Regions from separate parts of the Homo sapiens genome. Here region 2 is linked to region 1. A link is a loop called in an ENCODE intact Hi-C map of the cell type or tissue named here. Cell type or tissue: Calu3. All regions are shown on one strand. Links, peaks and the distances in the headings refer to the core of each region. The heading gives the core; the rest is flanking DNA.

What was found. A loop is a pair of places that touch in the nucleus more often than their neighbours do. Peaks named below come from ENCODE experiments on the same cell type or tissue, not always from the same donor. Only the 100,000 strongest peaks of a DNase experiment are listed, where the experiment ranks them.
Region 2: a loop joins it to region 1, with 4 times the contacts of the local background. A loop is called at or near these places in 2 of 110 quality-filtered maps.

Annotation. Positions count from the first base shown.
Region 1 is chr3:110,659,804-110,675,432 of GRCh38, forward strand. LOC105374037 (a long non-coding RNA gene) reads right to left here and starts at 7,490. Exons shown (of 4, transcript XR_924328.3): 1 at 7,388-7,490. RefSeq lists an enhancer at 6,755-7,254. In Calu3, for the core only: no CTCF peak of the experiment used is centred there; DNase peaks (open chromatin) are centred at 6,948, 7,038 and 7,608.
Region 2 is chr3:110,764,332-110,779,960 of GRCh38, forward strand. No RefSeq gene overlaps it. Among named protein-coding and RNA genes, the nearest start is that of NECTIN3-AS1, 300 kb to the right of the region's middle. In Calu3, for the core only: no CTCF peak of the experiment used is centred there; a DNase peak (open chromatin) is centred at 9,290.

The DNA of each region.
Region 1 (15,629 bases), core at 4,327-12,326:
CTCATTAATTTTTTTAAATGATTCAATATACTTTGTTTTTATTGGATATTCATGTTATCCTACATTGCCCTAGGCCTTAGCAGACTGTGGTACAAATGAGTTCATATTAGCATTGATACACAAATTTTCATGGAAAAGAGTTATCACTTTCACAACTGCCTCAAAACCTTCAAGGTTTCCAGAGGACTAGCATCATTTCTTTCCTGAGAAAAGCCCACTTTAGCACTAAGACTGGAATCTGGATGCTGCGTGAGAAATCTGCATCCCTAATGTCCTCAGCATTTCTCCCAAAACCACTTAACTGATGTGACAAGAACTTCTGCAAGCCCTTGAGTCTTTAAGAAGGATGTATTCTTCACAACGAGCCACAGCATTACTTTTGATATCACATGCTCCTCCAGGACCTTGCTACTCTCTCATTAAGAAGTAGATTCTCTTTTTTCTACCCTTGAAACTGGGCAGGCTTGAAACAATAGAATAAGTAGAATAAGGCAGAAGTGATGCTATGTGACTTCCAAGACTAGATAACAAAAAGGATATAGCTTCTTCCCAGCTGTCCCCTTTAAGATCTTGGCACTTAGAACTCAGCCACCATTTTGTGAGGAACCACAAACCACACGTAAATACCATGTGTAAGTGTTCCCATCAGCATCCCCAGGTACGATATTAGTATACAGCTGCATCAATTGCTAGATGTGCACAAAAAGCAGACTTCAGGCTAGGTACAGTGGTTCACACCTATAATCCCAGCATTTTGAGAGGCTGAGCCAGGAGGATTGCTTGAGTGCAGGAGTTCGAGAGCAGTCTAAGCAACACAGTGAGACTCTGTCTCTACAATAAAAAAAATTAGCCAGGCATGGTGGCACACACCTGTACTCCCAAATAACAGGAGTTCCAGGCTGCAGTGAGCTGTGATTGTAGCACTACACTCCAGCTTGGGAGATGAAGCAAGACCCTGTCTCAAAAAAAAAGCCTTTAGATTATTCCAACTGCTAGCTTTGGAGTTGCTCAGCTGACTCCTAGTCAAGCAGCAATGAGTTATCCCTGCAAAATTCTGTCCAAATTGCAAAATGTGAGCAAAAGAAATGTTGTTATTGCTTTTTGCCACTGTTCAGGGTGGTTTGTTATGCAGTATTACATAGCTGAAGCAATCCTCCTTCATTGCAGCTACACATATTTCAACACGGAACTGAGAATACCAACATCCTTAATTCTATGTGAGAATTTGAACATAAATTCCAAGCCTATGCCTACCCAAATACTACAGAATCCTTCACAAAAACAAGCCTCATGGCTTCTGCTTTAGACATTTCCCAAAAAGAAGCCACTGAAGATTCTTGGCCCAGCACAAAGGTCTTCTGTCATCTCAAGGTCACTATTTCTCCCCAAGGAACTTTATTCCTAAATTTCCTAATAGCAGACTCCTTTTATGCATACATTTCAACATGTAAATAGGTGCCTGTGCATTAAAGATAGGGCTAAGTAACTGTTCCATAATTTCAGATGGAACATGAGATTCACTCAAATTCCCACTTCAGGCCCAACTTGCTCCCATTATGTTTTATAACCACATCTGAAAGGGAAACCTTCTAAGAGGCTGTGATTTCATTCTCTGTCATGGCAATGTCATTTGATGAGTAAAGTGGCCAGACAATATAAATAAAAATAAACGAAATTTTATTCTTGGAGGGAGACATTTTCTTGTTAGAAATCTACTTTATGAAGGTTACAGGGCTACAATAGAAGTCAAAAATGTTAATACTTCTTAGAAAGAATGTCACACTACCAAGCTAACACTTAGCGGGGGTAAAGTAGGAGGGTTATTGACAGGGTTTGGCTCTGTGTCCAAATCTTATCTCAAATTGCAATCCCCATATGTCGAGGGAGGGACATGGTGGGAGGTGATTGGATCATGGGGGCAGTTTCCCCCAGGCTCTTCTTGTGATACGGAATGAGTTTTCACAACATCTGATGGTTTAAAAGTGGTACTTCCTGCTTTTCTCTCTTTCTCTCTCTCTCTCTCTCTCTCAAGATGAGGAACTTATTGGGAACTGGAGTAAAGATTACTCTTGCCTATACTTTAGCAAAGAGACTGGCAGCATTTTGCCCCTGCCCTAGAGATCTATGGAACTTTGAACTTGAGAAAGATGACTTAGGGTATCTGGTGAAAGAAATTTCTAAGCAGCAAAGCATTCATGATGTGACCTGGCTTTCTCTAAAAGCTTACATTCAAATGCATTCACAAAGAGATGGTTTGAAACTGCAAGTGATATTTAAAAGAAAAGCAGAGCATAAAGGTTTGGAAAATTCACATCCTGACCATGTGGTAGAAAAGAAAAGCCTATTTTTTGGGAAGAAATTCAAGCCAAAGCCAGCTCCAGAAATTTGCATAAGTAACAAGGAGTCTAATGTTAACAGCCAAGACAATAGGGAAAATGTCTCCAGGGCATTTTGGAGATCTTCACAGCAGTCCCTCCTATCATATGCCTGGAGGCCTAGGAGAGAAAAAAGGTTTTGTGGGCCAGGCCCAGGGCCCCACTGCTCTGTGCAGTCTTAAGACAAGGCACTCTGCATCCCAGAGGCACCAGCGCCAGCCATGGCTAAAAGGGGCCAAGGTACAGCTCAGGCCACTTCTTCAGATGGTGCAAGCTCCAAGCCTTGGCAGCTTCCATGTGGTGTTGGGCCTGTAGGTGCACAGAAAACAAGAGTTGAAATTTGGAAGCCTCTACCTAGATTTCAGAGGATGTACAGAAATGCCTGGATGTTCAGGCAGAAGTCTGCTGCAAGGATAGAGCCCTCATTTCCTCTCTGCTAGGGCAATACAGAGGGGAAATATGGGATTGGGACCCCCATACAGAGTCCCCACTGGGACACTGCCTAGTGGAGCTGTTAGAAGAGCCCACCAACCTCCTAGATCCACTGACAACTTGGACTGTGCACCTGGAAAAGCCGCAGGCACTCAATGGCAGCCCATTAAAGCAGCCATGGGGGTTGTACCCTGCAGAGTCACAGGGGCAGAGCTGCCCAAGATCTTGGAAACCCACCTCTTGCATCAGGGTTTGGTTCTGTGTCCTTACCCAAATCTCATCTTGAATTGTAATATGCATATGTCAAGGGAGGGACCTAGTGGGCAGTAATTGGATCATGGGGGAAGTTTCCCCCATGCTGTTCTAGTGATAGTGAATGAGTTCTCATGAGATCTGATGGTTTAAAAGTGGCACTTCCTGCTTCGCTCTCTCTCTCTCTCTCCTGCTGCCATGTAAGACATACCTTGCTTCCCCTTGGCCTTCTGCCATGATTGTAAGTTTCCTGAGGCCTCCCCAGTCATGTAGAACTGTGAGTCAATTAAACCTTTTTCCTTTATAAATTACCCAGTCTCAGGTATTCCTTAGAGCAGTGTGAAAATGGACTAATACAGTTATAGAAAAAACTCTTTATGCTTTATAAAACTATGAAAAGCTATGAGTTATAAGACCCTACACTGGACAATTAGAGAAGAACTGAAAGGATATTCCAAATAAGTGATATGGAAATAAATAAATCTCTTGTTAAGAAATAAATGGGATCTAAAATCAAGTGAAAAACTATATAACCTTCACCCTAAGCCATAGGATTATATATGTCCTCTATAGCAGAGAACTTTTAAACACAAAAATTGAAATTAATTATAAGATAATTATGAGATTCAGAAATTGAAGCAAGTACAATAATTTTTTTATTTTTCTTATTGATAACTTCATTTTACAAAAGCAGTACAAATTAGAGAGTTCTAGGTACATACTAAAAATTAATACACATTTGAAAATCATACATAAATATAATCATATATAATATCTCATAAGTTCATTGCAATACTTTCATTTTGAGCAATGTTTGGCTTGATAATTTGTAAAGAATTATGGCTTTTTAATTTTAATAGCTAATTATAACTAATAATAATTGTAGCTTCTAGCCATTTAGAATTCAATGGAACCAGTCACTGCACTAATTACTGACAGTATCTTCCTTCATCCTCATAACAACTCTTTGAGATATATATTATTATTTGTTATCTCTGGAGCAAAACAGCTTAAATAACTTTCTCAGTATCCTACAACTGGCAGAACCAGGCAACTAAGGGAGGCTATATAACCCCAAACTTGTGTTCTGAACCCCTGAAATAAAATCCTCCTGTAGTCATGTGAACTGTGGCATCAAAACTTTTATGTTAAAGGAAGTCCTTAACACCTCAGTTTAGGATTAAGAAGACTACGGCTCAATCTAATTCTAATTATTCCCCAATGTGTCACTGACTGCTTCCCAGAAAAGAAACCAGTTATCTTCTTTCTCCCTCTGCAACAACCACCATGACATTTCATCTCAGGGGCCTTGCTTCTCTTATGTATTTCAGGAGTGAGATCCAGGGACTCGGGATTTAAGGGGTATCAGGAAAAGGAATTTGATTGTAGGGAGAAAAGTATTACTTCCATGCCAGCTTGACAACCACACCCCTAAAAGCCCTGCCAACCTCCATGTTCTCTTTTTTTATTTTCTTAAGGAGATATTCAAAATATGTTCATGCCAATGCAATGACACTATATCTTACTTTCCTCTTATTGAAAAGGTCAAGGAATTTGGCTCTTAGAAAAGGAAGTAATGGTAGGCAAATTCCAAATATAGACACTTCTAACTGATTTGGGCAGAAAGGACATTCCACGTTGATTGAGCACTCAGCTACAGAATCATTATTAGCCAGCTTTCCATGATTAGCAGTGTCAGAGAATTGAAATTAATGTAAATATGATATTTTCACTTTAAAAGGATGACCACAGAGTTTTAATCTTGTCTATTAGCATGAACAATTTATCCTTAATATGCCACATATATTAGTAATTGAAAATTACATGATTTAATTTGCTCTCAGGCAGCATTTGTAGGGTGGCTAATTTAATCATTAATATATAATTAAAAGTAAAATCTCACAAATAAAGGAAGATCATCAAACATCCTTTATACACTGCAGTAGATATGACAGATGATTGGTTTAAAAGAGAAACAATAATCTTTGCCATGATCTTTTGCAATGGAATCTTGTAAGCTTTTCCCTTTAGGAGGCATTCATATCTTCTCCCCATGTTTCTTTACTGGAGTTATGACTTCTTCAACCAGTAAAATGTGGCAAAAATGATAGTGTACCAATTTCAGGTCCACTTCTCAAAAGTCCTAGTAGCTTTCACTTTTCCTCGTGGGATCCAACCTATACCCCACACACCCCTGCAACTGATAGGCAGGCAATGCCTGCTAGAGCTACTAGCCCAGCAGTCTTGCCTCTGTGTGAACTCAGCTGGAGAGTGCAGCTTCCTAATGTCCTGCTTGAGCATGCCCCCACCACTGGTAGCCAGGTGGGCAACATTTGCTAGAGCTTCTGACCCAGCAGCCACAATTCTATGTGAACTCAGCTGGAGGGCACAGCCTCCTGATATTCCAGGAAACATTTGATCAGCAAGGCACATGACTCTACCACCCCCACCACCAATAGTCAGGTGGGCAACACCTGCTAGAATGTCCAGCCCAGAAGCCCTACATCTGCTTCAATCTGCCAAGGGGCACAGGCTCCTTTTTCGCTAGAAATATCCAAATAGCAGTGCTGACAATCCCACCCACTCCCACCTTCCATAGCCAGATAGGTCACATCCACTAGAGTTTCCAGGCAAATCATCCCACTTCAGCCTGAACTCTGCTGGCAGATGCAACCTCATCTTTCCCCAGAAAGTACATGAATAGAAGATTAAGGCCAGCTTGACAAGGAAACAGCTTGTCGGCCAACTGCAGCCCCGGCCTGAACAAGCCCCATGCACCAGAATACCCAACAAAAAAAGTGCAGACACTAGACAGTAATTGGAGGGGGCTCCTCCAAGACCCAGGAAAAATCTAGAATTGAAGACAGTCAACCAAACCCACCTTATACCATAATCAAATTCCCAAGGGCATCAACGAAGAAAAAGGTAAAACAATCCACCCAAAGGACACCAACTTCAAAGACTGAAAAAACATCAGAATACACAAATGAGAAAACCAGCACAAGAACTCTTGGCAACTCAGAAAGTCAGGGTGCCTTGTTTTCTCTAAATGATCATACTAGTTCTCCAGCAAAAGGTCTTGACCAGGCTGAGATAGCTGATGACAGAAATAGATTCAGAAAATGGATAGGGGAAAAGAAGCGGCTTGCCACTGCAAACTCCCTGAGAAAGACGAAAAACTGCGGGTGCTCAAAATGTAAGGGAGGAAAGTCTTTCTCCAAACATACATCCTCACTGGGGAACCTGAAAATCCAGATCATGGGAGAAGGATTTAACCTTACCTAGACCTGAAATGAATTTAAAGAGCCAAGCAAAATATAAAAGTAGAGGCAGCAGAAAGAGCCTTGTAGGCACTCTTGTTCCCCAAGGAAGCCATTTCTGACTTTATCTCACAGGGGCCCTTGGGGAGGGCTGCCACTGAAATTGAGAGGGACAAGAGGGAGAAGGCAACTTCCAGCTGAACTTCATAACAATTTTAACTGGGTGTGAATTTTCCTGGACAGAATCTAGGGGTCAGGGAGCAAATGAGATATGCAGATACAAGCGCAGAAGCTGTGGCAGGCAGGGAGGGACAGGGCCTGAAAGCCCTTTTTGCTTTCTCAATGCGGAGGCTTGTATCCTGGTGCAAAATCTCAGCCCTGCTCACCAGCTGCCTGGATATAAAATTCAGTGCTGTTGGTGGGGCATGGTGGGAGTAAAACTGGCCTTGCTGGCTGCATGCAAGCTGGATGAGGCCTGTCACTGCTGGCCTTCCCCCACTTCCCTGGCAGCCAGTATGACACAGCAGAGACACCCATAATCCCCTAGAAACATAACTTGATTAGCTTGAGAACCACACCCCCATTCCCCACAGCAGTTGCAGCAAGCTCCGCCCAAGGAAAGTCTTGAGTTCAGACACCCCTAAACCTGCCCCTACCTGATGGTCTTTCTCTACCTCCCCTGGCAGCCAAAGACAAAAGACATAATCTCTTGGGAGCTCTATGGCTCTGCCCATTGTCTGAGAAACTCGAATACTTATCCAGGTGACCTTAAGGAAAGCTTGTATCCCCACTATACTACTGCAGCTGATGCAACTCTGGAAAGTACCACCTCCTGGTTAAAGGCAAACAAACTTAAGCCATTACAGCAACTCATAAAAGAACAACCCTACTCCAAGAAAAAAGAAAACAACAGCTAATTCCACCATCTATAACATTCTGGCTAACCAAAGGTCTTGAGTCTGTCCATGTGACAATTCCACTGCTACCACAACCAGCATTTGAGAAAAACAGCACAAAACAAAACTATGACCAAGGACCATCACAGAGTCCACCTCACTCCCCTGCTACCTCCGCTGGAGCAGGTGCTGATATCCAAGACTGAGATATCTGAAGACAGGTCACATCAAAGGACTCTTTGCAGACACTTTCCTAGTACCAGCCCAGAGATCGGTAGCTCCACTGTGTGCCTAGACCCAGAAGGGCAATAACAATCACTGTCGTCCAGCTCTCAGGAAGCACCATCACTAGCAGAAGGGGAAGAAAACCACATCAAGGGATCACCCTGTGGGACAAAAGAATCTGAATAGCTGGCCCTGTGCCCCAGATCTTTCCATTGAAACAGTGTACCCAAATGAGAAGGAAGCAGAAAAACAATTCTGGTAATATGACAAAGCAAGATTTGTTAGCACCCCCAAAAGATCACACTAGCTTACCAGCAATGGATCCAAACCAAGAAGATATCTCTGAATTGCCAGAAAAAGAATTTAAAAGGTTGATTATTAAGCTACTCAAGGAAGCACTAGAGAAACATGAAAAACAACTTAAAGAAATGTTAAAAATTATACAGGATATAGATTAAAAACCTCCCAAGAAATAGATAGCATAGATTAAAAAACCATCACAACTTCTGGAAATGAAAGACACACTTGGAGAATTGCAAAATACACTACAAAAAGTTTCAACAATAGAATCAAGCAAGTAGAGTAAGAACTTTAGAGCTTGAAGGCAAGGATTTTGAATTAACCCAACCCAACAAAGACTAAGAAAAAAGAATTTAAAAAATGAACAAAGAATATGCATTCTATTCATTACCACATGGAACAATCTTCAAGATAGACCATATGATAGGCCACAAAATAAGTCTCAATAAATTTAAGAAATTCAAAATTATATCAAGTACTCTCTCAGACTACAGTGGAATAAAATTGGAAATCAACTCTGAAAATAACCCTCGAAGCCATTCAAATACATGGAAAATAAATAACCAGATCCTGAATGATCATTGGGTCAACAATGAAATCACGATGAAAATTTAAAAATTCTCTGAACTAAACCATAATAGTGACACAACCTATCAAAACCTCTGGGACACAGAAGAAGTGGTGCTAAGAGGAAAGTTTATAGCATTAAACATCTACATCAAAAAGGCTGAAAGAGCACAAATAGACAACATAAGGTCACATCTCAAGGAACTAGAGAAACAAGAACAAACCAAATCCACACCCAGCAGAATAAAAGAAACAACAAAGATCAGAGCAGAAGTAAATGAATTAAAAAAAAAAAAAGATAAATGAAGCAAAAAGCTGGTTTAAAACTGATAGACCATTAGTGAGATTAACCAAGAAAAGAAGAGAGAAGATCCAAATAAATTCAATTAAAAATGAAACAGGAGATATTACAACCCATACCACAGGAAATAAAACAGAATATGGATAGGAACAAAGATCATTGAGATTCAGGAGAATGTTGAAACCCACTCCAAGAAACCTAAGAATCACAATAAAACAATACAGAAGCTGATAGACAAAATAGTCAGTATGGAAAAGAATGTAACCAACCTGACAGAGCTGACACACACACTACAAGAATTTTATAATGCAATTGCAATTATTAACAGAGGAATAGATCAGGAAGAGAAAAGAATCTCAGAGCTCGATGACTGGCTTTCTGAAATAAGACAGAAAAGAAAAGAATGAAACAAAAGAATGAAATGGAACAAACAAAATCTCCAAGAAATATAGGATTATATAAAGAGACAAAATTTATCAATCAGTGGCATCACGGAAGAGATGGCAAGAAAGAAAACCACTTAGGAAACATATTTCAGGATATCATCCATGAGAACTTCCTCAACCTAGCTATAGAAGCCAACATTCAAATTTAAGAAATGCAGAGGGGCCAGGTGTGGTGGCTCACACCTGTAATCCCAGTACTTTGGGAGGCCGAAGCAGGAGGATCATGTGAGGCCCAGAGTTCTAGACCAGCCTGGCCAACATGGAAAATGCAGTCTCTACTAAAAAATACAAAAAATTAGCCATGCATGATGGTGCATGTATGTAATTCCAGCTACTCAGGAGGCTGAGGCACAAGAATCACCTGAACCCAGGAGCCAAAGATTGCAGTGAGCCAAGATTATACCACTGCACTCTAGCCTGGGCAACAGGGAGAGACTCTGTCTAAAAAAAAAAAAGAAAAAAAAAAACAGGAAAAGAAATGCAGAGAACCCCCACAAGATACTTCACAAGAATGACTTCTTCAAGACACATAGTCATCAGATTCTCCAGGGTCAAAATAAAAACTAAAATGTTGAAGGCAGCTAGAGAGAAAAAACAGGTCACCTAGAAAGGGAACGTCATCAGGCTAACATCAGACTTATCAGGACAAATCCTACAAGCCAGAAGATACTGATGGCCTATATTCAACATTCTTAAGAAAAGGAATTCCAACCAAAAGTTTAATATCTGGCTGATATGGTTTGGTTGTGTCCCCACCCAAATCTCATCTTGAATTGTAACTCCCACAATTCCCACAAGGAATCTGGTTGGAGGTAACTAAATTATGGGGCGGGTCTTTCCTGTGCTGTTCTCATGATAGTGAATAAGACTCACCAGATCTGATGGTTTTAAAAATGGTAGTTTCTATGCCCAAGCTCTCTTTCTCTTTGCCTGCCACCATCCATTTAAGATGTGACTTGCTTCCTCTTGCCTTCTGCCACAACTGTGAGGCCTCCCCAGCCATATGAAGTTGTAAGTCCATTAAACCTCTTTCTTTTGTAAATTGCCAGTCTTGGTTACGTTTTTATAAGCAGCATGAAAACGAACTAACATAGTAAATTAGTACAAGTAAAGTGGGGCACTGCTGAAAAGATACCCAAAAATGTAGAAGTCACTTTGGAACTGGGTAACAGGCAGAAGTTGGAACAGTTTGAAGGGCTCAGGAGAAGACAGGAAAATGTGGGAGAGTTTGGAACTCCCCAGAGACTTGTTGAATGGCTTTGCCCAAAATGCTGATAATGATATGGACAATGAAATCCAGGCTAAGATGGTCTCACATGAAGATGAGGAACTTGTTGGGAACTGGAGCGAAGATGACTCCTCTCATGTTTTAGCAAAAAGACTGGTGGCATTTTGCCCCTGCCCTAGAGATCTGTGGAACCTTGAACTTGAGAGAGGTAATTTAGGGTATCTGGCAGAAGAAATTTCTAAGCAGCAAAGCATTCAAGAGGTGACTTGGGTGCTGTTAAAGGCATTCAGTTTTAAAAGTAAAACAGAGCATAAAAGTTTGGAGAATTTTCAGCCTGACAATGCAATAGAAAAAACAAAACAAAGCAAACATTATCTGAGGAGAAATTCAAACTAGCTGCAGAAATTTGCAGAAGTAATGAGAAGCCAAATGTTAATTGCCAAGACAATAGGGAAAATGTCTCCAGGGCATGTCAGAGACCTGTGAGGCATCCTGTTCCATCACAGGCCTGGAGGCCTAAGAGGAAATAATGGTTTTGTGGGCTAAGCCCAGGGCCCCCCTGCAGGGATTTGGTGCCCTGCACCCCAGCTGCTCTAGCCATGGATAAAATGGACCAAGGTGCAGCTTAGGCACCACTTTAGAGAGTGTAAGCAACAAGCTGTGGCAGCTTCCATGTGGTGTTGAGTCTGCAGGTACACAGAAGTCAAGAATTGAGGTTTGGGAACCTCTGCCTACATTTCAGAGGAAGTTTGCTGCAGAGGCTGGGCCTTCATGAGGAACCTCTGCTAATGCAGTGTGAAGGGGAAATGTGGGATCATAGCACCCACACAGAGTCCCTACTGGAGCACTGCCTAGAGGAGCTGTGAGAAGAGGGCCACTGCCATCCTCCAGACCCCAAAATGGTAGATCCACTGAGAGCTTGCACCATGTGCCTGGAAAAGCTGCAGACACTCAATGCTAGCCCATGAAAGCAGCCAGGAGGGAGGCTATACACTGCAAAGCCACAAGGATGGAGATGCCCAAGCCTGTAGGAGCCCACCTTTTGAATCAGCATGACCTAGATGTGAGACATTGAGTCAAAGCAGATCATTTAGGAGCTTTAAGATTTGACTGTCCTGCTGAATTTTGAACTTGCATGGGGCCTGTAGCCCCTTTGTTTTGCCAAATTTCTCCCAGTTGGAATGGCTGTATTTTCCCAATGCTTGTACCCTAGTTGTGTCTAGGAAGTAACTAACTTGCTTTTGATTTTATGGGCTCACAGGCAAAAGGGACTTGCTTTGTCTCAGATGAGACTTTGGACTATGGACTTTTGAGTTAACGCTGAAATGAGTTAAGACTTTGGGAAACTAAGGACTCTCTTCCGAGATGGCCGAATAGGAACAGCTCCAGTCTGCAGCTCCCAGCGAGATAGATGCAGATGAGTGATTTCAGCATTTCCAACTGAGGTATCTGGTTCATCTCATTAAGACTGGTTGGACAGTGGGTGCAACCCACAGAGGGTGAGCCGAAGCAGGGTGGGGCATCACCTCACCTGGGAAGCACAAGTGGTCAGGGATTTCCCTTTCCTAGCCAAGGGAAGCCATGAGAGACTGTACTGGGAGGAATGGTACATTCCTGCCCAAATACTACACATTTCCCACCGTGTTTGCAACCAGCAGACCAGGAGATTCCCTCCAGTGCCTGACTCAGGGGGTCCCACACCCATGGAGCCCAGCAAGCTGAGATCCATTGGCTTGAAATTCTTGCTGCTAGTGCAGCAGTCTGAGATTGACCTGGGATGCTGGAGCTTGGTGGGGGGAGGGGCGTCTGCCATTGCTGAGGCTTGGGTAGGTGGTTTAATGCCCACAGTGTAAACAAAGCTGCCGGGAAGCTTGAACTGGGCAGAGCCCACCACAGCTCAGCAAAGCCAAGTGCCTCTCTAGAGTCCACCTCTGTGGGCAGGGCATATCTGAATAAAAGGCAGCAGCCCCAGTCAGGGACTTATAGATAAAACCCTCATCTCCCTGGGACAGAGCACCTGGGGAAAGGGACAGCTGTGGGCAAAGCTTCTACAGACTTAAATGTCCCTGCCTGACAGCTCTGAAGAGAGCATGTTTCTCCCAGCGCAGTGTTCAAGCTCTGATAATGGACAGACTGCCTTCTCAAGTGTGTCCCTGACCCCCATGTAGCCTGACTGGGAAACACCTCCCAGCAGGGGCTAACAGACACCTCATACAGGAGAGATCTGGCTGGCATCTAGCAGGTGCCCTTCTGGAATGAAGCTTCCAGAGGAAGAATCAGGCAGCAATATTTGCTGTTCTGCAGCTTCTGCTGGTGATACCCAGGCAAAAAGGGCCTGGAGTGGACTTCCAGCAAACTTCAACAGACCTGCAACTGACGGGCCTGTCTGTTAGAAGGAAAACTAACAAACAGAAAGGAATAGCATCAATATCAACAAAAAGGACATCCACACCAAAACCCCATCTGTAGGTCACCAACATCAAAGACCAAAGGTAGATAAAACCACAAAGATGGGGAGAAACCAGAGCAGAAAGGCTGAAAATTCCAAAAGCCGGAATGCCTCTTCTCCTCCAAAGGATCACACTTCTCGCCAGCAATGGAACAAAACTGGATGGAGAATGAGTTTGATGAGTTGACAGAAGTAGGCTTCAGAAGGTGGGTAAAACAAACTTCTCCGAGTTAAAGGAGCATGTTCTAACCCATCACAAGGAAGCTAAAAACCTTGAAGAAAGGTTAGAGGAATGGCTAAACTAAAATAATGAGTGTAGAGAAGAAAATAAATGACCCAATGGAGATGTAAAATACAGCACGAGAACTTCATGAAGCATAAACAAGTTTCAATGGCTAATTTCATCAAGCAGAAGAAAGGATATCAGTGATTGAAGATCAAATTAATGAAATAAAGCAAGAAGACAAGATTAGAGAAAAAAGAGTGAAAAGAAACTAATGAAGCCTCCAAGAAATATGGGACCATGTGAAAAGACCAAATCTATGTTTGATTGGTGTACCTGAAAGTGACGGGGAAAATGGAACCAAGTTAGAAAACACTCTTCAGGATATTATCCAGGAGAACTTCCCCAACCTAGCAAGGCAAGCCAACATCCAAATTCAGGAAATACAGAGAACACCACAGAGATATTCCTCAAGAAGAGCAACCCCGACATACATCATCATCAGATGCACCAAGGTTGAAATGAAGGAAAAAAATGTTAAGGGCAGCTGGAGAGAAAGGTCTGGTTACTCACAAAGGGAAGCCCATCAGACTAACAGCAGATCTCTCTGCAGAAACCCTACAAGCCAGAAGAGAGTGGGAGCCAATATTCAATATTCTTAAAGAAAAGAATTTTCAACTCAGAATTTCATATCCAGTCAAATTAAGCTTCATAAGCAAAGGAGAAATAAAATCCTTTACAGATAACTAAATGCTGAGACATTTTGTCACCACCAGGCCTGCCTTACAAGAGCTTCTTGAAGGAAGCACTAAACATGGAAAGGAACAGCCAGTACCAACCACTGCAAAAACATGCCAAATTGTGAAGACTACTGATGCTATGAAGAAACTGAATCAACTAACGGTCAAAACAACCAGCTAGCATCATAATGATAGGATCAAATTCACACGTAACAATATTAACTTAAATATAAACAGGCCAAATGCCCCAGTTAAAAGACACAGACTGGCAAATTGGATAAAGACCCATCGGTGTGCTGTATTCAGGAGACTGATCTCATGTGCAAAGACGCACACAGGCTCAAAATAAAGGGATGGAGGAACATCTACCAAGCAAATGGAAAGCAAAAAAAAAAAAAAAAGAAAAAAAAAATGCAAGGGTTGCAATCCTAGTCTCTGATACAACAGATTTTAAACCAACAAAGATCAAAAGAGACAAAGAAGGCCATTACATAATGGTAAAGGCATCAATTCAACAAGAAGAGCTAACTATCCTAAATATATATGCAACCAATACAGGAGCACCCAGATACATAAAGCAAGTTCGTAGAGATGTATGAAGAGACTTAGACTCCCACACAATAATAATGGGATACTTTAACACCCCACTGTCACTATTAGAGAGATCAACAAGACAGAAAATTAACAAGGATATCCAGGACTTGAACTCAGCTCTGCACCAAGCGGACCTAATAGACATCTACAGAACTCTCCATCCCAAATCAACAGAATATACATTCTTCTCAGCACCACATCACACTTATTCTAAAATTGACCACATAATTGGAAATAAAACACTCCTCATCAAATGTAAAAGAACAGAAATCACAACAAACTGTCTCTCAGAACACAGTGCAATCCAGTTAGAACTCAGGATTAAGAAACTCACTCAAAACTGCACAACTATGTGGAAACTGAACAACCTGCTCCTGAATGACTACTGGGTAAATAACAAAATGAAGGCAGAAATAAAGATGTTCTTTGAAACCAACGAGAACAAAGACACAACATACCAGAATCTCTGGGACGCAATTAAAGCAGTGTGTAGAGGGAAATTTATAGTAGTAAATGCCCACAAGAGAAAGCAGGAAAGATCTAAAATCGACACCCTATCATCAAAATTAAAAGAACTGGAGAAGCAAGAGGAAATAAATTCAAAAGCTAGCAGAAGACAAGAAACAACTAAGATCAGAGCAGAACTGAAGGAAATAGAGACACAAATAACCCTTCAAAAAATCAATGAATCCAGGAGCTGGTTTTTTGAAAAGATCAACAAAATAGATAGACCACTAGCAAGACTAATAAAGAAGAAAAGAGAGAAGAATCAAATAGACACAATAAAAAATGATAAAGGGGATATCACCACTAATCCCGCAGAAATACAAACTACCATCAGAGAATACTATAAACACCTCTATGCAAATAAATTAGAAAATCTAGAAGAAATAGATAAATTACTGGGCACATACACCATCCGAAGACTAAATCAGGAAGAAGTCGATTCTCTGAATAGACCAATAGCAGGTTCTGAAATTGAGGCAATAATTAATAGCTACCAACCAAAGAAAGTCCAGGACCAGAAGGATTCACAGCCAAATTCTACCAGAGGTACAAGGAGGAGCTGGTACCATTCTTTCTGCAACTATTCCAATCAATAGAAAAAGAGGAAACCCTCCCTAACTCATTTTGTGAGGCCAGCCTCCTACTGATACCAAAACCTGGCAGAGACACAACAAAAAAAGGGAGTTTTAGACCAATAGCCCTGATGAACATCGATGCAAAAATCCTCAATAAAATACTGGCAAACCGAATCCAGCAGCACATCAAAAAGCTTATCCACCATGATCACATTGGCTTCTTCCCTGGGATGCAAGGCTGGTTCAACATATGCAAATC
Region 2 (15,629 bases), core at 4,551-12,550, 100 kb after region 1:
AGCCCACAAACATATGAAAAAATGCTCAGCATCACTAATCATCAGGGAAATGCAAATTAAAACCACAATGAGATACTGCCTTACTCCTGCAAGAATGGCCATAATTAAAAAGTCAAAAAACAATAGATGTTAGCATAGATGTGGTGAAAATGAGTACTTTTACACTGCTGGTGAGCATGTAAATTAATACAACCACTATGGAAAACAGTATGCAGATTCCTTAAAGGACTAAAACTAGAACTACCATTTGATCCAACAATCCCACTACTGAGTATCTACCCAAAGAAAAAGAAGTCATTACATAAAAAACACATATGAACATGCATGCTTACAGCAGCACAATTTTCAACTGCAAAGATATGGAACCAACCTAAGTCCCCATCAAACAATGAGTGGATAAAGAAAATGTGGTATATAGATATATACCATGGAGTACTACTCAGCTATAAAAAGGAATGAAATCATGTCTTTTGCAGCAATTTGTATGGAGCTGGAGGCCATCATGCTAAGAGAAGTAATTCAGCAATAGAAAGCAAATATTGTATGTTCTCCCTTATAAGTGAGAGCTAACCTATTAGAATGCAAATGCATAAGAGATACATAATGGACTTTGGGGACTCATGGGGGAAGGCTAAGAAGGGGATGAGGGATAAAAGACTATAAATTGGGTACAGTGTACACTGCTCAGGTGATAGGTGCACTAAAATCTCAGAAATTACCACTAAAGAACTTATCCATGTAAACAAAAGTCACCTGTACTCCCAAAACTATTGAAATTTTTTAAAAAAGCTTATCATTATCACAGACTATTTTAAGCTAAAAACAACTTAACTTTTATCACATAAAAATAACTCTACACTTTCACTCTACCTTCTCACACATTTTATGTCTTTGATAACACAGTTTACATCTTTTATATTATATATCCCTTAACAAATTATTGTAGCTATTAATATTTTGATAGTTTTATCTTTTAATCTTCATACTGAAAATATAAGTGATTTATACCCCATTACAGTATTAAAATATTCTGAATTTGACTATGTATTTATTTTTTCCAGTGAGTTTTATACTTCTATATATTGTTGTGTTACTAAGTTGGATCCTGTTCTCTCAGCTTCAAAAACTCCCTGTAGCATTTCTTATAAAACAGGTCTGGTGGTAATGGGCTCCCTTAGCTTTTGTTTGCCTGGGAAAGTCTTTATCTGTCTTTCATTTCTGAACAACAGCTTTGTCAGTGTTCTTGCTTGGCAAGATTTTTGTTTTCTGGTTGTTTTTTTCTTTTTTTCCCCTTCAGCCCTTTAAACATATTATCCCACTCTTTGCTGGCCTGCAACCCTTCTACTGAGAAATCTCCTTCTAGGCTTATTTAAATTCCTTTACATGGATTTTTTTTCTCATGATGATTTTAGGATTCTCTTTGTCTTTTTTTTTTTCAGTTTCATTATAAAATATGTTGGTACAGTCTTGTTTAGATGGAATCTGACTGGGGACTTTGGGACTGTACCAAAGGCCAGGTACTTTTAAATATCCAGGTACCTTTATCTTGTACCTGGATATTTAAATATTTCCTTATATTTGGACAATTTTCTGCTATCGTTTCCTGAAATAGCTTTATAGTACTTTGTCTCTCTCTTCTTCTCAAACTCCTACAACTTAAACATTTACCCTTCTGATGATGCCCCATAAATCCCATAAGTTTATTCATTCCTTATTCCTTTTTCTTTTTTTCTCCTCTGACTATGTATTTCCAAATGTGTGTTCAGATTATCACATTCTTTCTTCTACATGGTCAGTTCTGATGTCAATGCTCTCTATTGCATTTTTCATTTGTTCCACTGTATTTTTCACCTCCAGAATATGTTTGATTTCTGTTTACAATTTCAATCTCTTAGATTTCTTTTGTTGGTCATTTATTGTTTTTCTCTGATTTCATTTAATTGTGTCTTTGTATGTTTTTTGAAGTTTATTGAGCTTCTCTAAAATAATTTTAAATTATTTGTCAGACAGTTTGTATGTATATCTCCATTTCTTTGGGGTCAGCTTCTGAGAGATTATTGTGTTATTTGAGTTGTTTCATGTCTCCTTGGCTTTTCATGTTTCTATTGTCTTATGTTGATGTTTGTTTATTTGGTGTAGCAGCCACCTCTTGCAGACTTTAAAGGTTAGTTTTACTGTGGAAAAATTTCCTTTATGAAAGGGATACAAGGGCACTTGCTAGATATAGTACATTGGTTCTGCATTAGTGAATATTTCAGCTGTTTCGTCTCTGTACAGCTCTGGCAGCAAAAATCAGTGTTGATGAATATTGCAGGGATCCAGTATCTAATGCTATAAATTTTGCTGTAGCAGCAAGGCTCACTGGGGTCTTCAGTGGCAATAACTGCCAAGGTTGCTTTGCTCTCTTTTTCTCCCACTGGGGAGTTGTGGCTGAGGGGATTCTTCCTAACACAGGATCTGGCTTGTGCACTCACTTGCAGTAACGATGGCACCCTTGTCTGATGAGTGGCCCCTATGAAGAGGCCATGAAGTTGAGGCCGAAAACATTGTCACATATGGAAGAACAATGGTTTTGGGATCCAGGGCAGTATTGGTACTGGTGCCTAGGTTGCAGACACCTTTGCTGCTATGTTGGTGACAAAATGTGAGGTATGGATTGTTATGAAGCAGCTAGGGGAAGCAAGAATAAGAGCACCAGTGGGCACAGTATTAGAGTGGCTCTGGAGTTGGGCAGGGCCTTGCTCTTTATGGCAGCCAAGGTAGTGCCTGAAGTGTAGCCACATGCAGACCTTGACTCCAGACTTGGATTATGAACTACCTCTCTCTGGCAGTGGCTCTGATGTTTGAGATGTGGGTGCACACAATGCAGCCTTGTAGCCAGGATCCAAGGTATAAGCATGTGCTAGCCTCAGCATCTATAAGGTCAGGGTGAATCTTAGTAAAGCATCTACAGGGTCAGAATGAAGCTCTGTGGTGGCTGAGCTAATGCCTGGGGCATGAGCATAAGCAGCAAGAGCTTGGCTCCAGAACCCAATGTGCAAATTAGCTTACTACGGTAATGACTCCAATGTCTGAGACATAGGCAGATCCAGTGTAACCACAGAGTTCAGGTCTGGATGTGGACACCACAGAGTGGTCAAAGCTCTGTTGGTGCTCACTGGGCCCATGCTGGGTTCGGAAAGGTGGCAGTTCTTCTCCCAACATGGATAATCAGTGGCTGCTTATTAGGTACAAAGGGGTATGAAGCCACATCTCCCTCTCTAAGGTATCCTTGAGGGAATGGCTATTGGTTTCCTCAGTAGCAAGTGATGTCTATATTCTCTCAGGAGCAGGCTGCTATAAACCATGACGATTCCTGCTGCATGTCTGAAACTAAAAAGCTACATTAAAGTCCTGGTCTTCTAATTCCAACTTCTGACGCAGTTCATCTTCTGTATCTTCTATTATTTTTTTAATCATGGATATCATTTTCTTCTTTTTCAGATGTCTAATAATTTTTATTTTATATTGAATAATGTGGATAACACTTTGTAAAAACTGTAGGTTTTATTACCTTCCTCTGGGATGAGTTTATTTTCTTATTGGAGGCAATTATCTTTCTGGACTCAAATTCAAATCTCTACTTTTCTTGTGATAGTCTTTCAACCTTCCAGCTGGTATTTTTTGTTTGTTTGGTTTTGGTTTTGATTTTACTCATACATCTTCTTGTAGTCCTCTCTGACTGAGAACACTACAAAATTTGGCTGATCTTTCAAGGCCTAATTTTGATCAATGTTTACACACAGATTTTTGAATCCATCCTCTATTGTTACTTCCATTGCTAGTTTTTTTTTCTCTCTCTCACTTTCCACTACTCTGAAGTCTTGAATGCTATCCACCTCCTCAAGTCACTGTGATTGTACCCTGATGTTCAAGTTTTAATTATACCAAGACACTTGGACTTGGGAATATTCTCAGGTGAAAAGCTGTATAAAATTCAAATGCACTGTTTGGTGTTTTTCTTTCAAGGATTAATGCTGCTACAATTTTTGTTTTTGTCAGTAACCTTCGTCTTCATACTTACGTATGTTTTTTGTTTGGGTTTTTTGTTTGTTTGTTTGTTAGATTTTGTCCAAAGGTTATAATTGTCATCTGTAACTGTCAGAAGGATAGTCCAATAAAAGCTACTCTATCATTACAAAAAGCATAAGTTTGCAAGTTTTAAACTTGCAAAAACCAAATTTTTTCTGCCACGTTTCACAGGAGCACTAATAGCATTTTTTCTACTTTGAGCTAAAATTTTATACATTAAGTATACAGATCCTACTGATCTCATCTGTCTTCCAATAGTCTTTCAATGTATGTATTGTCAGGCACTTCTGTAAGTACTGGGGATATGATAGTGGATTACATAAAGCCTTGATCAATAGAACTTCTATCTAAGGACCATTATATTTAATTTTAACTTCAGAAAATGTAAGTTATAAAAACAGGTTAATTGAATAAAGAGCGATCAGGTTATAAGAGAGGTGGAAGGGAGGTTCCAAGGTGGCCAAATAGGAACAGCTCCAGTCTATAGCTCCCAGTGTGAGTGACGCAGAAGGCAGGTGATTTCTGCATTTCCAACTGAGGCACCAGGTTCATCTCACTGGGGCTTGTCAGACAGTGGGTGCAGCCCACGGAGTGTGAGCCGAAGCAGGGCAGAGCATTGCCTCACCCAGGAAATGCAAGGGGTTGGGGAATTCCCTTTCCTAGCCAACAGAAGCCATGACAGATTGTTCCTGGAAAATCGGGACACTCCCACCCTAATACTGCACTTTTCCAATGGTCTTAGCAAATGGCACACCAGGAGATTATATCCCATGCCTGGCTCGGAGGGTCCCATGCCCACGGAGCCTCACTCACTGCTAGCACAGCAGTCTGAGATTGAACTGCAAGGCAGCAACCAGGCTGGGGGAGGGGTGTCTGCCATTGCTGAGGCTTGAGTAGGTAAACAAAGCGGCTTGGAAGCTCGAACTGGGTGGAGCCCACTGCAGCTCAAGGAGGCCTGCCTGTCCCTGTTGACTCCACCTCTAGGGGCAGGGCATAGCTGAACAAAAGGCAGCAGAAACTTCTGCAGATTTAAACATCCCTGTCTGACAGCTTTGAAGACAGTAGTGGTTATCCCAGCACAGAGTTTGAGATCTGAGAATGGACAGACTTCCTCCTCAAGTGGGTCCCTGACCCCCGAGTAGCCTAACTGGGAGGCACCTCCCAGTAGGGGCCAACTGACACCTCATAAGGCCAGGTGTCCCTCTGAGACGAAGCTTCCAGAGGAACGAGCAGGCAGCAACATTTGCCATTCTGCAATATTTGCTATTCTGCAGCCTCCACTGGTGATATCCAGGCAAACAGGGTCTGGAGTGGACCTCCAGAAAACTCCAACAGACCTGCAGCTGAAGGTCCTGATTGTTAGAAGGAAAACTAACAAACAGAAAGGACATCCACACCAAAACCCCATCTGTACGTCACCATCATCAAAGACCAAAGGTAGATAAAACCACAAAGATGGGGAGAAACCAGAGCAGAAAAGCTGAAAATTCTAAAAATCAGAGCACCTCTTCTCCTCCAAGGGAACCCAGCTCCTCGCCAGCTTATTTCTTATTTAAGAAATTTCAAGCAAGGAGCATAAAGAGAGTTAAAGAAGAAAAGAATACACCTTCTTAATTGAAAAATAATCTCAAAATCCATTCGCTCCTAGAAAATAAAGCTCTGGCTTGTTCCCCTTTGCCTTGTTGCTAATAGTAGTCTTGAAGGCTAGTATTCTTTGTTAAGAAAGAAATTCTACTTTGGGGAAAATACTGAGAGTTTAAAATAGATTATTTTTAGATTAGCCAATTCTGTTTTAAGTTTCATTATTTGCTTTCACTTTATGGTAGAGTTTAAGTTCAAATAGTATAGATTTCAATGCATTTTATCATCTGTTAAATGTAAAGAATTTGTTTTAGAATGCTGACATGTTATTATAGCATTCTATAGATATGTTTCAGCATATATAGTAACAGATATTCTTCCAAATCCCTTTATCTTAAGTAGAAAGGATGACATGGGTTTTTCCATGTCTATAGTGGTATTAAGATATCAGTCAGTGTCAAATGCTATTTTAAATTTCTAGTATCCATTTTCTGTCTTGAATTCCTTTAATGCTGTGTATTTAGGTTGCACCTGAACATCTTCTAATCTTATAAGCTTGTGGCAGACTAGAAAGAAATCCATACATTTATTTATAGACTCATCATAGAATTGCACTAAATAGAAATATAAAACACACACGAAAAGAATGGTTTGCATTTTGGTGATGTCATACGCTTTGCACCAAATGGGCACTTAAATATGCTTAAATGAATGAATGAATGATTAGTGTCTCAGGGCTGCATTAAAGACCATCAAGTTTAACCTCAGCTTATCAAAGAAAAAAAGCCTAAGTCCAAAATATTTGCTCAAAAGTAAATACATTTCCCAAAGCTTTATTAATTTCAGACCAAGTCAAAGAATGGGTCTGATAATACCATCTGACTGGTTTTGCTCATATTAATTATGTTTAACATAGTTATATCCAACTACTCACATATATCCATTAAAATTGTGATTTATTCATCTATTTTTTAAAAAAATCTCTGGGCATTCCCCAAATACTAAGCATGACCCAAGGTACTATGGATACAGGAGTGGGGGAAACATAGTCTTTATGCTTCAGTTGCTTAGAATCTGGTGGAGAGAAATATACGTATAACCTAATTGAAGGGGCAGATGTGCTATGACAAAGAAAGGGACAGTTTTATGAGTACCCAGAAGAAGGATACAATGGTTCTACCTGAAAAAAAACAGTAACTGCTCCTCAGAAAAGGTGAGTTGTTGTTGGGTCTTAATGTTAAGTAAGAATATGATAGCCTCAAAACATGCAAACAGGAACACACAGGCACCAAAAGTGTGAACGCTTAGAACATATTTGACGGGATGCCATACATACAAAGCAGTGGCAGAGTTGAGGCTAGATGTGTGCATCAAAGCCAGATTCTAGAGAATCTTGTAAGGGGCCAGACTTCAGAAGAAATATAAACTTCAAAGGATATTTTAGTATCAGAACACAGATTAGTGTTTTTAAAAAATATCAGTTGACAGTGAGAAGGATGGATTTGTGATAATGGAGAGACAGAGGCAGTGAAAGGAGTAAAGAGGCCAATGCAAGACTCCAGATGGCAGATGATGAGGGTCTGGACAACGAGTAAGAGAAACTAAGCCCTGGGTGGATGATTGGATCAAGCAAGGAGATGAGGGGGAAGATTAAGGTAATTAAGATCTGAGGGTTCTCTAGGACGACTTGTTGCGTTAATTTTCTTTGCTGATATTCTTGAAAATATATAGACTAATTGCTTTAATCCAAGTAAAAGCCAAAATCCTTGCAACACTCTAGGAAACCTGCATGATATGGCTCCTATTGCCTTGTTAACCCCATCTCCCACACTTTATCCCCCCTCACCACCAGCTCTGCTGCAGCCACACTGGCATCCTTTTTTTCCCTCAAAAATGCAAGCCATAGTCCACCTTTGAACTTTCCTGACCCAATTGCTTGAAACTGCAGCCCTCTCCTTCAGCATTACTATCTCCCCTGCTTCAGGTTTTTCATATGTGTGTGTGTGTGTGTGTGTGTGTGTGTAATTGCTGTCATCTTGCCCTACTAAGTTGTTAACTCTGTGAGGACTACGGTTGTTTTCAGGTTTTGTTCACAATTATATCCCAGCACATAGAAGAATGTCCAATAGGTGTTCAATACATATTTGATTAATATTCCCTTAAGCAGAAACATTAATTAATGTTTCAAAAAATGTTAAGCAATGTTTCTAAATTTGACAATTTACATGTCTTTATTCCAGACAGGGCATAGGAAGGGAAGGAATTTGCCTTTTACCATCTTCACTTACTTCCAGACAATGTGCTTGATGAGTCTATTTTTAGTTTAGTTCAGGCTTTCACCTCTGCCTTTTACATGGCTTTTAGAATCTGAAAAATGTTGACTAGACTTATGGTGTTCATATTAAAGGGTTTTATTTTTCATTGTCATGGAGTCTATCTTAAACCTTAACCCTTGATAGTATTATTTAATTTATACCTCAAGTCTCTATGTAAATTCACTCCCATCTCCATTCTAGAAATTTTTCAAGCACACATTCTTCTTCCTTCACTTCAATATCCCTATTACTACTCTCTGAAAATTTACAATAAAGTAAATCCTCTTTTATTCTTCTACTACGGTTTCCTCTTCCATCTAGACAACTGTATCTAACCTCACAGCTACTCTTACATTCTCAGAATAAAGAAGAAAGTGCTATTATAAAAAGATGGTACACCTTATAACCTTATTTAGATGCTTCATAGTATACACTATCTTCATTTAAAATTAAATTAAAATTGAAACAAAGCTTGTTATTACAGTGTTAGAGGGAAGAAAACACAATTATTGAGCTAATACTCTTTGCCAAGACCTGGAGCTAGGCAAGCCTATACATATTATGTTACTACTTTGCACAGATCATACAGATCTACATAATGTAGTTGTAATTGACCTTTGTTGTTGTTGTTGTTGTTTTTTAGAGTTGAGGATACTTAGGCTAAAAGAGGTTTAATAACTTGCTGATGGTTACATGGCTACTACATGACAAGACAAAAATTTCAATCTAATTCCGATGCTAAAATTCAAACTTATTGTAAGGGATGGAAGAACTGTTGTGATAACATTTTTAGGCTATCTCTAACATTGCTTTGAGCATTAATATTCCATGGGTCTAGAAATCCACACAGTGATATTTGCCTATGACTACAGTAATTTCAAAACAAAGCAACCTCAAATTAATATTTATTTTAACAACTAAGGTTAAGCAAAGATAAAAAAAATCACCTCAAAAATTTCTAAGAAGACAATAAAAGTATCACTCCAGAGCTGAAAAAGTAAAAAGTCCAATTCCTAATTACTTTTCCACCACATTCCAAGTCTATTTATGACAAGTGTTTGGAGTTTAAGTGACAAGATTTAGACTAGTGGACAAGCCATGCTTTAAATTAATATCATATCAAATATCATCAGAATGCATAGTATAAACTTGGGTACTCACAGCATGCCTCGTCATCACAAAGGCATGCTATTATTGCCAAGTTGAGATGCGTAAGTGTGCTTGTACTCTGCCCTTCAGCTTCAAAGCAGAGTTGCTGAGGATCAAGACACCAACATTATAGCCACTGGTAATCCCAGTTAACTCCCACGGCCCAGTGTGCTATCCCCATATACGGCAATGGCATGCCCTGTGATTCAAAGCCAAGGGGCTCTGCAAATAAAGCAGGGTCTGGGAGGCCCACAGGTCACGAACATTGAGCTCCACACAGGCAAGAGAACAAATGTCCCATTCTTCGCATTTGTCAAATATGCCTCTCATGAAGTAAAGAATAAAGTTCCTTCTGAGATAATGCCCACCCCATTACCACAACAAATAAACCCCCAAGGTTAAAAAAAAAAATGGAACGTTTGCGCTTGAAGGGAAGTTGAAGTTACTTAACAAGCTCTCCTTGATTTATGTGATCATAAGTAAGTACGTGGCCAGCATAAAGGTGCAATGAGGTTGAAGAAGAATCAGGGCCCCAATTGTCTTTCTTTTCATCTGTTTCTGAGGGTGATATTACCAAATGGTTAAGAGCTCTACATTAGGGTATAATACTCATGATTTGCAATTCTGCTTCTGTTTATGTTACCTGTATGCGTGATTCTAGGTCCATTATTTGCATCTCATTGGTGAAGATTAAATAGGATCCTGCATGAAAGTTATTGCCATCAGAATTCATAAAAGGTGGGTGTTTAATAAAAGCTAACTAGTGAGATAAATTATATTATTTATTCGCAATATCAAATATAACATGAATTATTATTAATAAGGCAAAAATAGGAAGAGTAGTTTATGCCTTTGTTCTTTTGGAGTATTACTTTATTCTGTACGTATTGTAAGAAATTTCTGAGATCCCCCAATGTGACTGTGGATGCTTGACCCAGCATTTCTGTCATTAACCAGCATCACTCCTCCCACAGCCTGCAGAAAGTCCAATTAATTTCAATTAAATTAAAATTTAATTTTAATGAAAGTAATTAGAAGGACCTACGTTTGTAAAATGTGGTAACTAGATTTATCAAACAACCGTAACATATAGCACATTACACTCAGAGCAAATCCTAGTGAAGTTTGGCAAACATGTCTCCCCCTTCCTCTTCTGAAACCTTATTCCCTTCTTTTGAGTCTGCCTCTTACTGAACCACACGAGCCGAGGTTCCCCTTCATTCCATGAACATTTGCAACTTCCCTGTATTACGTCTCACTGACTTTGAATAAGCAAAACATTAGAGGTCTGAAAAAGACCAACAGACTAACCCTCAGATGTTGTAATTCATAATAGAATAATGTGTGAGCCTTCCCAGGGTCACTTGCATTTAAAGGTATTGATGGTTTAGCAAAGAAATTATCCTTCAGTTGTAGAATTTAAGTAAGAGGAATATATTTTGAGGCAAATTGTTTTTCCAGTTCCTCCTAGAAAATGTCATTTCAAGATCTGCTTACTCTGTTGATGATGTTAGGCAAAATCTTCTTGGAAAAAAAAAACCAACAACTTCGTAAAGCTGAAAAGGAAATGACCTTCCTGGATGTTTAATTTGCTGTTTTATGATTCAGTCTCCTGAATAAAACTAAGGCTACTAGGCATCTATCTCAACAACAATGAAAGAATGAATGAGGTCTTCTCCATGACACTCTATGGCAAGATTGCTCATGTGCCTGTACTGACTTTAAGTCAGCCCAGCAATTGAGCACTTGCTATACGCGAGACATGCTAGGCATCATGGGAACAGAAAAAAAAATTTTGGGTCAAGTGACATGTACTCAGTGGCTTTTCTCAGTAAGATTTAACCTTATTTACCTATTTTTTATTGGTAGACGTCGGTACTTACTACATTGAATTATGTTGTCAATTGTGTCTGCCTTCCTCATTAGATAAGCTATCCCTCCACGGCAGGCACCATTTGCTAGATGCATCTGTAGGCCCAACACTTAACATAGTACCTGGTTCTTAGTAAATACTCATTGATACCTAGGCCTGAAAATCCCAACACTGTATTGCCCAGAGCTGATAAGCAGGTGCCAGTGAATGAATTCTCTGGGTTTAAAAGCCCACTTCCAAAATGAAGAAATTAAGTTACTGTAATGAAGCCCTGGAGTCAAAACAGAAATTTAACACATATTAATTATTATCTGTATGTTTCAAGATAAAGTTTAAGACATATTGTTAATATTTTTCTACTTTACAGATTAATATTTAAAGACATAATAATGTAAAATTACATCACCCACACAAATACTCTTTCCTGAAAAAATAAAATTATATGAAACACAATGCAAAATTCTATAAAACAATTATTTAAAATTAGGGTGTACCTTCATTATTTTATTCCTGATAAGACTGATAATATCTTACCAGATTTAAGGACTTCAGGCTTTAAAAAAATACTTTTTTCTCCTAAAAAACCTTGGAAATTGTGGATTTGCCAATTGATTTTCATGTGGATTATGAACATTTTTGAAGTACAGGTGTTCCTTATGTCTAAAAGTCATTAGAGAAAATTATCTTATCATAGCATCTATACATAACAAGGCAATGAATTCAGAAAATTTCTTTATGTTTGAAATTCTAATATCCTCATGCCATTTTTATATCTTAGCTCTCTCTGGTTTGTAGTCTTTCTTCTCACCTCATTCTGCTCACAACTTGTCACCAAAATATAATTTAAGAACATGTTTATTTAAATGATCATTTCCTTAAAAAGTACTAAAACCCTCTTTGAATTTACAAAAAGAAAAAAAGCCTCCCCTTTTCTACCTGTAACTTAACAGAGCCTAAAATGAATCAATTTTTCTTTGAGCCCATAAAAGCATATCAAATTCCCAATGCAATCAATACTTATCTCACTTCTATATTGTATACAATATCACTTGTGATTACAGGTTATTTTTTTAAGTGGAATATTCTTTTTCCTCAGTTGACTTGAAAGCATACCTTTCCTTGATTTTTTACATTCATTTTGACATTAAAATGAAATATAATTTCTTTTGAATACACTTCAAAGAGCACTAGCATTGTAAGAAAAGTAACTGTCTTCAATTATCCTTGGAAATATTTGCCATCCTTTTCACCTTGAATCAGTGACTTAGCTTTACCTGACTCAAACAAATGCAACAATTGCTCTGGCGTTAGTACTAGGAAAGTGTTCACAGAGAGCATGACTAGGAACACACGTAAGTTTCTATGTGTGTTTTTGTGAGTATTCTATTTTTCTTCAGTCTCTAACTTGAGTCATTTCATTGTTATTGTCAAAATATTGGGATTCCTGGAACATTCTGATGTTTTAAGGCACAAACAAAGTAGAATATCTAAAATCAGGACTATTCTGGAAAATTTTTCAATCTGATTTAAGAATAACAACACAAATAAATAATACATAATGTTTTGTAGAGAAATCTTCACAATAACAGCTGACAAGATAGCCCAGAACTGGCCACTGAATTTATACTCCTTGCTCAGAAAAAAAGAAGCACTATGACTACTTGAATAATAATAAATATCCATAATCAGTGCTTATTTGCCAATCAACTATTGTCAGTTGTGTATGTTATTTCAGGAGGAAGAAGATTATTATTCTAAAAGTATAAATTTGCTAACTTTTCTTGTATTCAAGTTGCAGAGAAAACTCTTATGTGAACAGCAGGGTGGCTAGGCCCAGACTGGCTGCAGTCACTTTCATCAAGGCTTTGAAATAATGCATCATGTGACCACACAGGTCCACAAGCTAGTCCTCCTTATAAAGCTGCAATGTGACTGAGGCTATACAATTCCTAGTTATTGTAATATAATTTGTGGTCCACGAAACAAGAAACTAGAGGTAAAGTTAGAAGTTGAACATGATATCTAGATAGTAGATCCAGGTGATGCAGCTTGCTAAAGTTAGAGTTCCAAGTTCTATGATTGGGAGTAATGAAGCTCAGCAAGCTCCTTCTTGGGACAGGGCTATTGCAGGACTTTTCCCTGGACAAGTAGAATACCACTGCCACCAATCAACCATGTCTGCTCTGGGGAACTGGGATTTCTGAGGAGCCATACCCAGTCCACATCAATAGGCCTGCTGGGTGTTGCTAAGAATACATCCTTTTAGCTTATCCCAATGAACTATAACTTCTAAAAGAAAAACGTATAAATGGGCCAGGCATAGTGGCTCACGCCTGTAATCCCAGCACTTTGGGAGGCTGAGGCGGGTGGATCAGCTGAGGTCAGGAGTTTGAGACCGGCCTGGCCAACATGGTGAAACCCCGTCTCTACTAAAAATACAAAAATTAGCCGGGCATGGTGGCAGGTGCCTGTAATCCCAGCTACTCGGGAGGCTGAGGCAGGAGAACCATTTGAACCCAGGAGGTGGAGGTTGCAGTGAGCCAAGATCATGCCATTGCACTCCAGCCTGGGGACAAGAGCAAGACTTTGTCTCAAAAAAAAGAAAAAAAGAAAAATATATTAATGAATTTGACCTTTCCATATTGTCTAACCCATTAAATATTTTCCCTTTGTTTACAGCTGTATATTAATGATACACAATATAATTTTAATACAAGGAGGAAAATAGTACATATGTGAACATGAACTAACTGATCGTCTAATACCAGCTCTATTTCCGGATGGCTGTCTGTATCACAAGATTTGAACTGAAATTCATGTCAAAACATATGTGTGTCTCATAAAAATTTAATAATACTTATTTTATTAGGAGAGTCCAGGATATCCTCAGGAGACATTAGATTCAATCTGGAGTTTAGGGTTCCAAAATGAAACAAGACATAGCCATGTGGTATGGGGCTGCTACTAGTAGGAATAGAACTAACAGCCCACATTACCTTCCCCTAGAAGTGATTGGGCTGGATTAGGACTGTTCCAGTTTGAGCATGTAGGATTCAAATAGCTATTAAATTATCTTTATTCTAAGACAATGAAACCAAAAGTCAAGGACATTTGGTTTTACACTGGGTTTTGCCATGAGCTAGCTTTAAAACCTTATAAATTAATTTCTTAATTTATGCAATAATTTATGGACTGCCAATTCTGTGTCAGACACTGTTCATTACTGGAGATAGAAGCAAACAAATGCTAGAAGATCCTTGCCCTCATGAACCTTACGATCAAACAGGGATGACAAATATTAAATATTATCACATAATGTACAATAAATACTATAAACAAAAATTACAGTCAGTTCAGGATTCTAACAGGGGGCCTGTTGAGTTAGGGAAGGCCTTTCTGAGATAGTGACATTTAAACCAACAGTTCTAAATTTTGCACATTAGAATCACCTGGGGAGCTATAAAAACTATGAGTGTCTGGCCCTACTCCAGATAAAAAGAACTGAAGCTAAGAATGAGGTCTGGGTAGTAGCATGTATTAAAATTTCTCCTGAGTGGTTATTATTTATGACCAGCATTGAGGGCCACTGATTTCAGCAGATACTGGAAAGCAGGAAGAAGCTGAGTAGAAAGAAGAAAAAAAAATGTTTTCAAGGCAGAAAAGCCCTCCTTTGGCAAAGCACAGGAAACAGCCTGCCATGTTTAGGAATTAAAAAGCAGGCAGTGAGAAATGGACTAGGCAGGGACTTTGGAGCTGGGTCCCTATGTAAGCAATTTGAAAGATTTGGAGTTTTGTCCTAAGTACAATGGAAACCTATTAAGCATTAGGAGGGAATTGATGTGACCAGTTGTTAGTGATCACTGTAGCTCCTCTCTAAAAAAAAGTATTGGTTAATAAGGAGATGAGAGAGGATGATGATGGCTTGCACTGGACTTGCAACAGTAGAGATGGAGAGAGAATTATATTAAGCCGTTTCAGAAGTAGAGCGGATGCTTTGCTGAATAAAATAAAGGAAGGTGAGGGAGAAGTGTGAGAAAAGATTCCCAGGTTTATGGTTGGAACAGCTGGGCAAAAGAATACACATTTGCTGAGATATTTAACACTGAAGGAGAAGATGAGGGGTTGGTTTGTACCTGTAAATTTAAGGTACCCGTGAAACATTCGAGTAAAGGTGTCAAGTAGGCTGTTGGATATATGGGTCTTAGGAAAATGTCTAGAGATGCTAATTTAGAAGTCAGATGCATATATATAGTATTTGAAGTTATGTGTGGTATAAAAGCCTGGAGAGAGCATAAGAGAACTCAGGTAGTTTCAATCTCATTTTAATGATTATTAAATGAAAGAACTGGAAATGAGCAGTGGTTCTCAAACTTCAGTGTGCCTCAGAGCCATCCATAGAGAGTGTTACGACATTCATTGTTTTAATCAGAAACATACAGTTTCTGATTTTGTGGGTCTGGAATGGGGCCTGTGAATTTGTATCTCTAACAAGTTTCCCAAATTACACTAATGCTTCTGGTAGAGGCCAGACTTGAGTGCTAGTTGGTCTAAGATTTCACTTCCTTCTCTATTATTCTATGGTAACAACACCGTCATCTGCAAAAATACACAGGAAAACTTGTCCAAATACAAGACAGAGA